Regions from separate parts of the Mus musculus genome. Here region 2 is linked to region 1. The links are chromatin contacts, found by Hi-C or POLR2A ChIA-PET in ENCODE. All regions are on one chromosome and are shown on one strand. The core of a region is the stretch at or near the end of the contact, and the rest is flanking DNA. Distances in the headings are between cores, read along the strand shown.

The links. Hi-C counts contacts between places; a loop is a spot of excess contacts on that map. ChIA-PET counts read pairs that join two places held with the same protein, here RNA polymerase II (POLR2A).
Region 2: a map of heart shows a loop between it and region 1 (2.2-fold over the local background). The contact joins the promoter of Atad1 here to the enhancer-like site in region 1. A Hi-C loop is called at or near these places in 1 of 37 maps with a recorded cell type or tissue (heart). POLR2A ChIA-PET finds 5 or more read pairs at or near these places in 1 of 5 experiments (Patski).

Annotation. Positions count from the first base shown.
Region 1 is chr19:32,904,097-32,908,042 of GRCm38, forward strand. No RefSeq gene overlaps it. Among named protein-coding and RNA genes, the nearest start is that of Gm36774, 24 kb to the right of the region's middle. Within about 2 kb of position 1,860, at least 1 of the 3 ENCODE cell types and tissues checked has a DNase peak (open chromatin) inside an H3K27ac peak, as active enhancers do; it is heart, where a contact is called at or near this core.
Region 2 is chr19:32,710,422-32,714,367 of GRCm38, forward strand. Atad1 (ATPase family, AAA domain containing 1) reads right to left here and starts at 1,877. Exons shown (of 10, transcript NM_026487.3): 1 at 1,845-1,877.

The sequences.
Region 1 (3,946 bases), core at 610-3,109:
GAACCCTGACTAGGAGACATTTGAAAAACTTAAAACTTTAGTTCTAGAAGTATGCCATGATTAGATTTCACTACTTTGAAAATAACAGGGTTCAAGCCCCCCCCCCCACCCCACCCCACCCCACCCCACATGGTTTAATTGTTATTGAAGCAAAGCCAAAGCGGAACGGCCACTGCTCTGACTCTTCTCTGATTGGTAGGTCCCTAGTTATCCTTTGAAGGAGTGGAAATGCTCACTTCCAGAAAGCCTGCCCGTCTCGTTCACCTCTCGACTCCCAACACCAACACACTGAGCACACACAGCTCACCCCCATGGGTGAATCAGCATGGGTGAATGGGAGAAAATGCATCTTGGGAGGAGACACCTTGACATCTTTGGTCCCCTATGCTTTCCTGATGTGTCTCTCCTTCCCTGAAGACTGTAATGGCTTCATATGAAGACTTATTGGTTATTTAGAGAAGTGGAACTCAGGAGTCTGCTCCACCCCACAGGAGGGGGAAAAAAAAATCAAAGGAACTCATTACTAACTGAATTGCTGCTGTTTATCAGAGCGGTTAATTTAAAGCTAGGTGTCTAAAAATAAGACAAAGACAACATGAATGACTAAGTCAGTAACGGTGGCTGTGGCTTGAGACCGGCTGAGTCATTGCATTCTCTGTTTCTTTGAGAGGATAGTCTCCCCTTTCCACCACAGTGGCTCACGGCACACCCACTATTATCTGCAGATGCTTCTGAAATGATTATTGACAACACGGCTGCTCATGGCTCGACCAACAGAACCCTTTTGCAAACATCGTCAGCATCAAGTTTGAGGCTCTGTGCCTTTATTTCCGGGAAGGATCTCCCATATTGAATTATGACAGTGAGAGATATTAGTAAAGGCAAGAAGGGATAGTTCAGCATGAAACATAGAGCCAGACCTCTTAACCGATTTGATTGTGAACTGAACCCCCAAAGCAAAAGTGTTAAGAATTCCTGGGGGTTTGGAGATTCTGGGAAGGTCCTAGGTATTCATTTCTTTCTTTAATCCCTAAGCATTGACAGATGGCTTCTTAGGCCTACTGCTGAACCAGGCTGATTCAGAAGAGCGGGGAGGGAGACTTAACTGGGCTTCTCGCAGTTAAGGAAAAGACACCCCATACTTTCTCTGGCTGTGAGACTATAACAGAGAAAAAAGTAGGAAACCAATCCAGCTGCCTGCCCTTGGTTTTCACCAGGCACTTATTGGGGTTGGCTAGTGAGTGCTTTCTCCTTCCTCTCCCCGTGACAAGTGAGACCTGGCTGGGCTTAGTCCTGATTCCCTTTGGCTGCCAATCACCCAGCAGCTGCGATGCGGAGGTCATTCTTCCCTTTTCCAGGATTTCTGACAGAAGTGGAGCAGGACTTTTCTAGAGAACAGGATCACGCCAAGACCCAACTCTTCAGGTCAGGGCAGAGTCTGAAATTCCAGGTGGAATAAAGCTTTGGCCAACCACCACAGTCACCAAAATGACAGTTTACCTTAAGCAAATGCTGTCCTGTAGCAGGCCCTGGATAGGCGGGGCACCTCATCTGAGGTCCTCAGACAGCTTCATGAGCTGGGTTTTATAGTCTCCTTTTACTAACGAAGAAACTGAAGTTCCTAACATTGATTTTCTTCTAGGAGGAGGGTTACTGAGCATGCAAGGCATGGTGTGAGCAATGCTGGATACAATGGGAAACGAGATAAACACAGTCCTTCCTGTAGGCAGCTGGCATTCAGCTACTAATTGTGGCAGCGTCAAGACTGGAACCTTGGTTGGCTCGACTCTAAAGATTACTTAAATTCTATGTACAATTTCTTATAATCTAAGATACCTCCCGGGGGCATGCTGGAAAGTCAGCCTGCCCAGAGCAAACACTGAGTAGATAAGATATGAACTAGGTTGACCTTGTAATGTTAGACTGTTGTGAATGGTAAACTCACACGGCCGGGCACCCGGTCTATCTTTTGCCACACTCTCAACTATCTCTGAATAAGTCTGTGCCGGACAATAGAGAACTAGCAGTCACATTCTGGCTTTCCCTTTACCTGAGAATGGCTTCCCCAGCCTGGCTGCTAAAGCACAGTGTGGTAGGACAGAGGAAGTCTCTGTGCCTTTACATGTAATGGCTTTAATTCTTCTTCTTCTTTTTTTTCTTCTTCTCAATTTTCACACGCCCCTGCACTTCCTGCTCTTTCCTTTGCCTGGAAGCGGAAGTACTGAAGAGACAAACTGTTCTTATGGTTTTTAGACTCTGGCTGAAACCAGAAAGGCTCGGGTTTCAGAAAAGCAACCCTTTCTGGGTTCTTTGTCTAGGAGACAGGGCTGGATGCCGAGAACTTTGAGTTTCTACTCCTTTGGCTTGTCTGGACTCAGCAAGGCCAATTAAAAAATTGATCTTACCTGCAGCTTCATTGTTTAACACCAGACACCTCACTGACTTTCATTTCCCGTTTGTAACTGAATGGATGGGTCATTAACGGAGAGGCAGTAATGAGATTCAGTTCTTGATTATAGCTTGATCATACACTGATTTGCTCACTCGACAAATATTTATCAAACAACCTAATATATCCTTCATAAAGAACCCTTATGAACATTCCTAAAGAGACAGCACCTTGTAGGGGAAAAAAAATTAAGTATGCTTCATGATAGAAGAGGAAATTGCTCTGGTGTTTTGGGTGGGGGAGACAACCACTATTTCAATAGGATTGTTAGGAAGATCTGAAGGTGCTGAGGGAGGAAGCAAGCTATTGGATGCAAGGGAAGAGGGTTTTAGGTGGGGAAAAAAAAAACCAAATGCAAGTGTCCCGAGCCTTGAACCCCTAGCGTGCATAGAACAGCAGGGCAGCTAGTAGACTTGGAACACAGTCAGCAAGGGTCAGAGAGGAAGGAGACAGGCAGAGGGGAAATGGGGTCAGCTGTGCCCTGAAGACTTGAGAACAGAGGAAGTCTTTCAGGCTGTTTTGGGAGCGAGCTGGGGAGCCTCTGGAAGGTTTTGAGCTGAGAAGGAATATGCCCTGGTAGTTACTAACTGCATTGGCTATTTTTGCAGAAACAGAAGGGACCTCCAACTGACCTGCCTACACACGAGGAGCAAGGGACAATGGATGGATGCGAGATATGTTGGTGTCTCCTTCCCCTCCATGGCAAGGTATTGCTCTCATCTCAGTTGAGGCAGAGGGGCCTCTTCCAGTGTTAGTGACTGTCAGCCCAACCCGCAGCCTGAGGAGGACGTAGCAGGCATAGTTGTGGAAAGCTTGTACAGCGATCCTTCCCCAGGTTCAAGGAAAACATCTGTCCTTGGCCTTTCCCAGGGTCAGAAGCTGCTTGCCTCTCTCATCTTTAAAGCCAGCAGTATTTCTCTCACCCTTCCTCCTTTCGTCAGTTTCTCTCTGACACCGCCGGAAAGGAGTCTCTACTCTTAAGGGATTCTTGTGGTCAAGTTGGGCCCACCCAGATGATCTGGAATAAACTTGTCATCTCAAACCTCCTCGGCTGCATCAGGGAACATATTCACAGATTCTGGAAACTGCGTGCACGTTTTGAGGGATTATTATGCCTCACAGAGTTCTTAAGCACTTAATTATTATTACATTTGAGTATCATGACAACCTAAGGAGCAAAACAGTATTCTAATGTTTGTCTGAAGGTGGAATAGTTCGTGTAGAGCAAGGAAGTTGGGAAAACCTAGGGCACTTAAAGTCAACCAGCTTATTAAAAAGAATCAATTCAATGAATTAACTGTGTTGAGTTTTCAGAAAGTCTGGGTGTGGGAAGAGGTTAGGGAATGGACAGGCGTAGAACACAGCACTTCATCTGGGTGCGTCAAGGTCTTTCAATAGTTTTTTGAGGATTTTCAAACCATCAATATACCTTGACTCATGCTAGCCTTGACCATGAGCCTTCCGTAGGGTGAGTTTATCAGTTGCTCATCTTCAGAC
Region 2 (3,946 bases), core at 627-3,126, 190 kb before region 1:
ACATAAAACATCTCTGCCTCCAAAAACCAAGAGTTTAAATCAGCATGTTGAAATTGCCATCTACAGGGCAGTCACTGAATTACAAGATAAATCAGGGCTATAGGCTATTCCTAAAGCATATTTCCTTAACGTCATGAAGACACTAACAGATTTTGTTTTTGTTTATGGAGAAAAGGTTTCTCCACGTAGTCCTAGATGTCCTGGAACTCACTCTGTAGACACAGCTATCCTCAAACTCAGAGATCCACCTGCCCCTGCCTCCCAAGTGCTGGGATTAAAGCTGTATATCACCATACCTGATGACAGTAATAATTTTTTACTCCTATCAAAACACCACCAGGGCTGGAGAGATGGCTCAGCGGTTAAGAACACTAACTCCTCTTCCAGAGGTCCTGAGTTCAAATCTGAGCATCCACAAGGTGGCTCACAATCATCTGTAATTAGACCTGATGTCCTCTTCTGGTGTGTCTAAAGATAGCTACAGTGTACTTAAATATAATAAATCTTTAAAAAAAAAAAACACCACCAACAGACAAATCTCTTGCTTACATATCTTCCCATTCCAATATTAACATTGACTCTAGGCAGATTTAAGACTACTCTGGGTCTAGGCAGAGGTTGATGGTGGTAGCAGCAGCTAAATTTGAGTGAAGAGGTAGCCCACAGAATGGGAGGATATCTTTGTCAACTGACTGACTGAGGATTAATATCCAGAATATATAAAGAACTCCAAAAACTGTGGCTGACACCTTTAATCTTGGCACCTGGGACGTAGAGGCAAGCAGATCTCCAAATTGGAGACCAGCCTGGTCTTCAGAGTTCCAGGACAGCCAGGGCTACGCAGAGAAGACTTATCTCAAAAAACAAAAAAACAAAACCAAAAACAAAACAAAAAAAAAAAAGACCACTGCTCATCATATCCAAAAGTGACTTCGAAATCCTGAAATGAAACGGAAACGTTCTGCTGTGTGGACAGTGAATGGAAATATTTTATACAGTCTCCACAGATGAGGTACATACCCATCTATCATTCATAAAGCACTGATATATCTGCAAATTGGCTGCAAATGTGGAGAATGTATTTCAATTTTGCATAGACGCTAATTTTAACAAAATATACACATTGCTGTATATCACTAAGAAACACCACTAGACCGGTGTTAATTCAGAATTATCTTTAAACGCATATCATTTTAAATCTTTTCCTGTTTAGCTCTGGTTTCAGTGTGGATACCCTATCTCTGAGCAACTACTAACGTTTTTACTGCAGTATTCCCTAAGTCACTGCAGTGTGCTCCAAATGGTCTCTCAACTCAAAGTCCCAGCAATTCTGTGCCTATCAAGGCCCTACAGTCGCAGACTGTGACAATGAATTCCTGCCAGGCTTCGCGGAGAGGGCAGGTCATTATTAACATCAGCATGTTCTGGGAAAGCATGGCCAGCACTGAAGAAACACCTCCGCCTTTGCACAAAGAGGGAGGAGGAGAGGGGCCGGCACGAGCGGACCGGCTCCTTCCAGCCGCCTTCTTACAAGCCTAGCCCTGAGGTCGCCCTGAGCGCCCCCGATCCTCCAATGACCAGGCCGCCTACAAGAGATGTCCTTGCGGGCAGCCGGAGTCTCCCGCCAGCGCTGAGACCTGAGGGCTCGCGCCCGGCCGGGCGCCAAGGCGAGGCCCCGGACGCCCTTGGAGGTTAATCCGCTGGATCCGGGGCGGCGCTCAAGTGTGACCGACGCGGAGGCAGGTGACTACCGGGCTGGTCTCCCCAGGTGAGCGCCAGGCCCTGGGGGACCGGGAGGGATGGGGGACGCACCTGGCCCGGCCCCGCGGGAACCCGCTACTCACCCAGAGGCAGGACCAGAGACGATGGGAGAGCCGTAGCCCGGCCTCGCACAGGAAAGAAACGCGGCCGGGGAGAGAACGCTTCCGGGGGCTGGAGCCCCGCCCCCCACCGCACGGAGCATGCGCGATCCCTGCCGAGCCGGTGGCGTGCCAGCCAAGGCATGGCGACGCAGTGCGGGGCGAGCTACTTTCCCCAACCTACACCTTAGTACCCGCTGGGCCGATAACATTCAGAAAGGTAGATAGGATGAACAGGGTGCTCCCCAAAGGGCTCTGAGTTCAACTTGAGAGACTCAGAAACTGAATTGGGAAAGACGCTTGACACATGAAATCCCTTGCTACTCTGGAGCTGTACGCAACCCTGACAGAGGAGCCTTTTACAGAAGGCAAAGAAATGCTTCCCTGGTTTGATAAACTTCCACCACCACCACCACCCCCCATCCCCGCAGCAAGTCCTCATGATGCTGCTCAGACGCGCATGGCCTCACCATCTGCCTTTCGGTTTCTAGGGTGAGCTCACCCTCCTCCCCCATCTCTGTACTGATGACACCTGGAGGCGGCGCCTGAGAATCCACTGAACGCTTGAGCAGCCAGGCAGACCAGGGAGGTCTGGCAGTTGGGTCAGAATAGGGCATCTGGTGACAGGTTTTGCATATTGATGACTTTTTTTTTTAACCCCTTCCTCTTGCGAAGTGAGGGACGTGACACCAAGATTCCAAGGAACCGTATCTGAAAGCCAGCCCCTTCTGAATGTATATACACTACTAAGGAACAAGAATAAGTAGACACACTGCCCATAAACAAAAGGAGCATCATCACTTCAAATAAAGGCAGTGGGACTATGAAGGAATAAGACAGACTTCTTAAGACCTTTTTATATTCCTGGAGGAGGCAGTTTGTTTCGCTCTGTTTTCAGGATTATCTTTTAAGGCTAAAGAATTCTACAGCCAAGCTGGGATTGGTGTCACATGCCTGTTTTCCTAGCATTTGGGGTGGCTATGCAAGGAGGATTGCTTTATACCCTGGACCACATAAGTAACACACTGCTTCCTCCCTCTGCTGACAGTTATATTAGTAAATGATGTTGTTAATAGCTGTGGAGAGACACAGCCCAGAAGTGCTGCCAGAGCCTGGAAAGTTCCTTGTTAAAGGACTTTACTGGAGTTCGATAGAAGAACACAATAGATGGAATGAATCAATATTAAAAAGAGTTTGGTTTTTTTGTTTTAATTTTAGACTGGTTTACCCAGCACAGTCTTGAATGGTCCAACAATGGCTGTCCTGGTAGCTTCGCAGTGCTGGAGGTAACATGCCTCAGCAGTCCAACAAGACCACAAGGCTTTAAGGATTCCTGGAGAGCCACGACTAGTCTTTAGTCTGTGGAAGAACCTGGATTCTGATCTCAGTGGATGAGGCCAGAGGCAGCAACATCAACAATGGCAGAAACACTAGGTAACTCACCAGCACGTGACAAAGCAAGCAAACTGAATACAAATCCCTGGGATTCCCTTATGTGTAGGCCAATATCTGGGCTGCCCAAGTTTAGAATGAGCCTATCAGTTAGCCTAGTCAAGAGAATCCCTCACAAGTATTCCTAGTAGCTTCTAGACCTTGTCAGTTCTGTTCGTTGACAGTACCACCATCACTGTCACTGGGTCCTCCCCTCAGGTAAAGTCAGATCCTTGGCTATGCATCATCATGATCAACAACAACAACAACAACACACACAAAGAGTTAAGACAAAGTGGGTTTATTAAGTAAAGATAGGTGATAACACTTCTGGTCTAAGCTTGGGGACATGGGAGGTTTATAAGATAGTACAAATGATCAAGATAAATGTGGCTGCTTCTTTCCTTTCCAGTGGATTGCCTATCTCTGCTGTACCCAATGTTTTAATTTAGGAAATTTCTTGCATCTGGGCCTTAAAAGATCACATTACTGCCAGGTGGTGGTGGCGCATGCCTTTAATTCTAACACTTGGGAAGCAGAGGCAGGCGGATTTCTGAGTTTGAGGCCAGCCTGGTCTACAGAGTGAGTTCCAGGCCAGCCTGGTCTACAGAGTGAGTTCCAGGACAGCCAGAGCTACACAGAGAAACCCTGTCTCG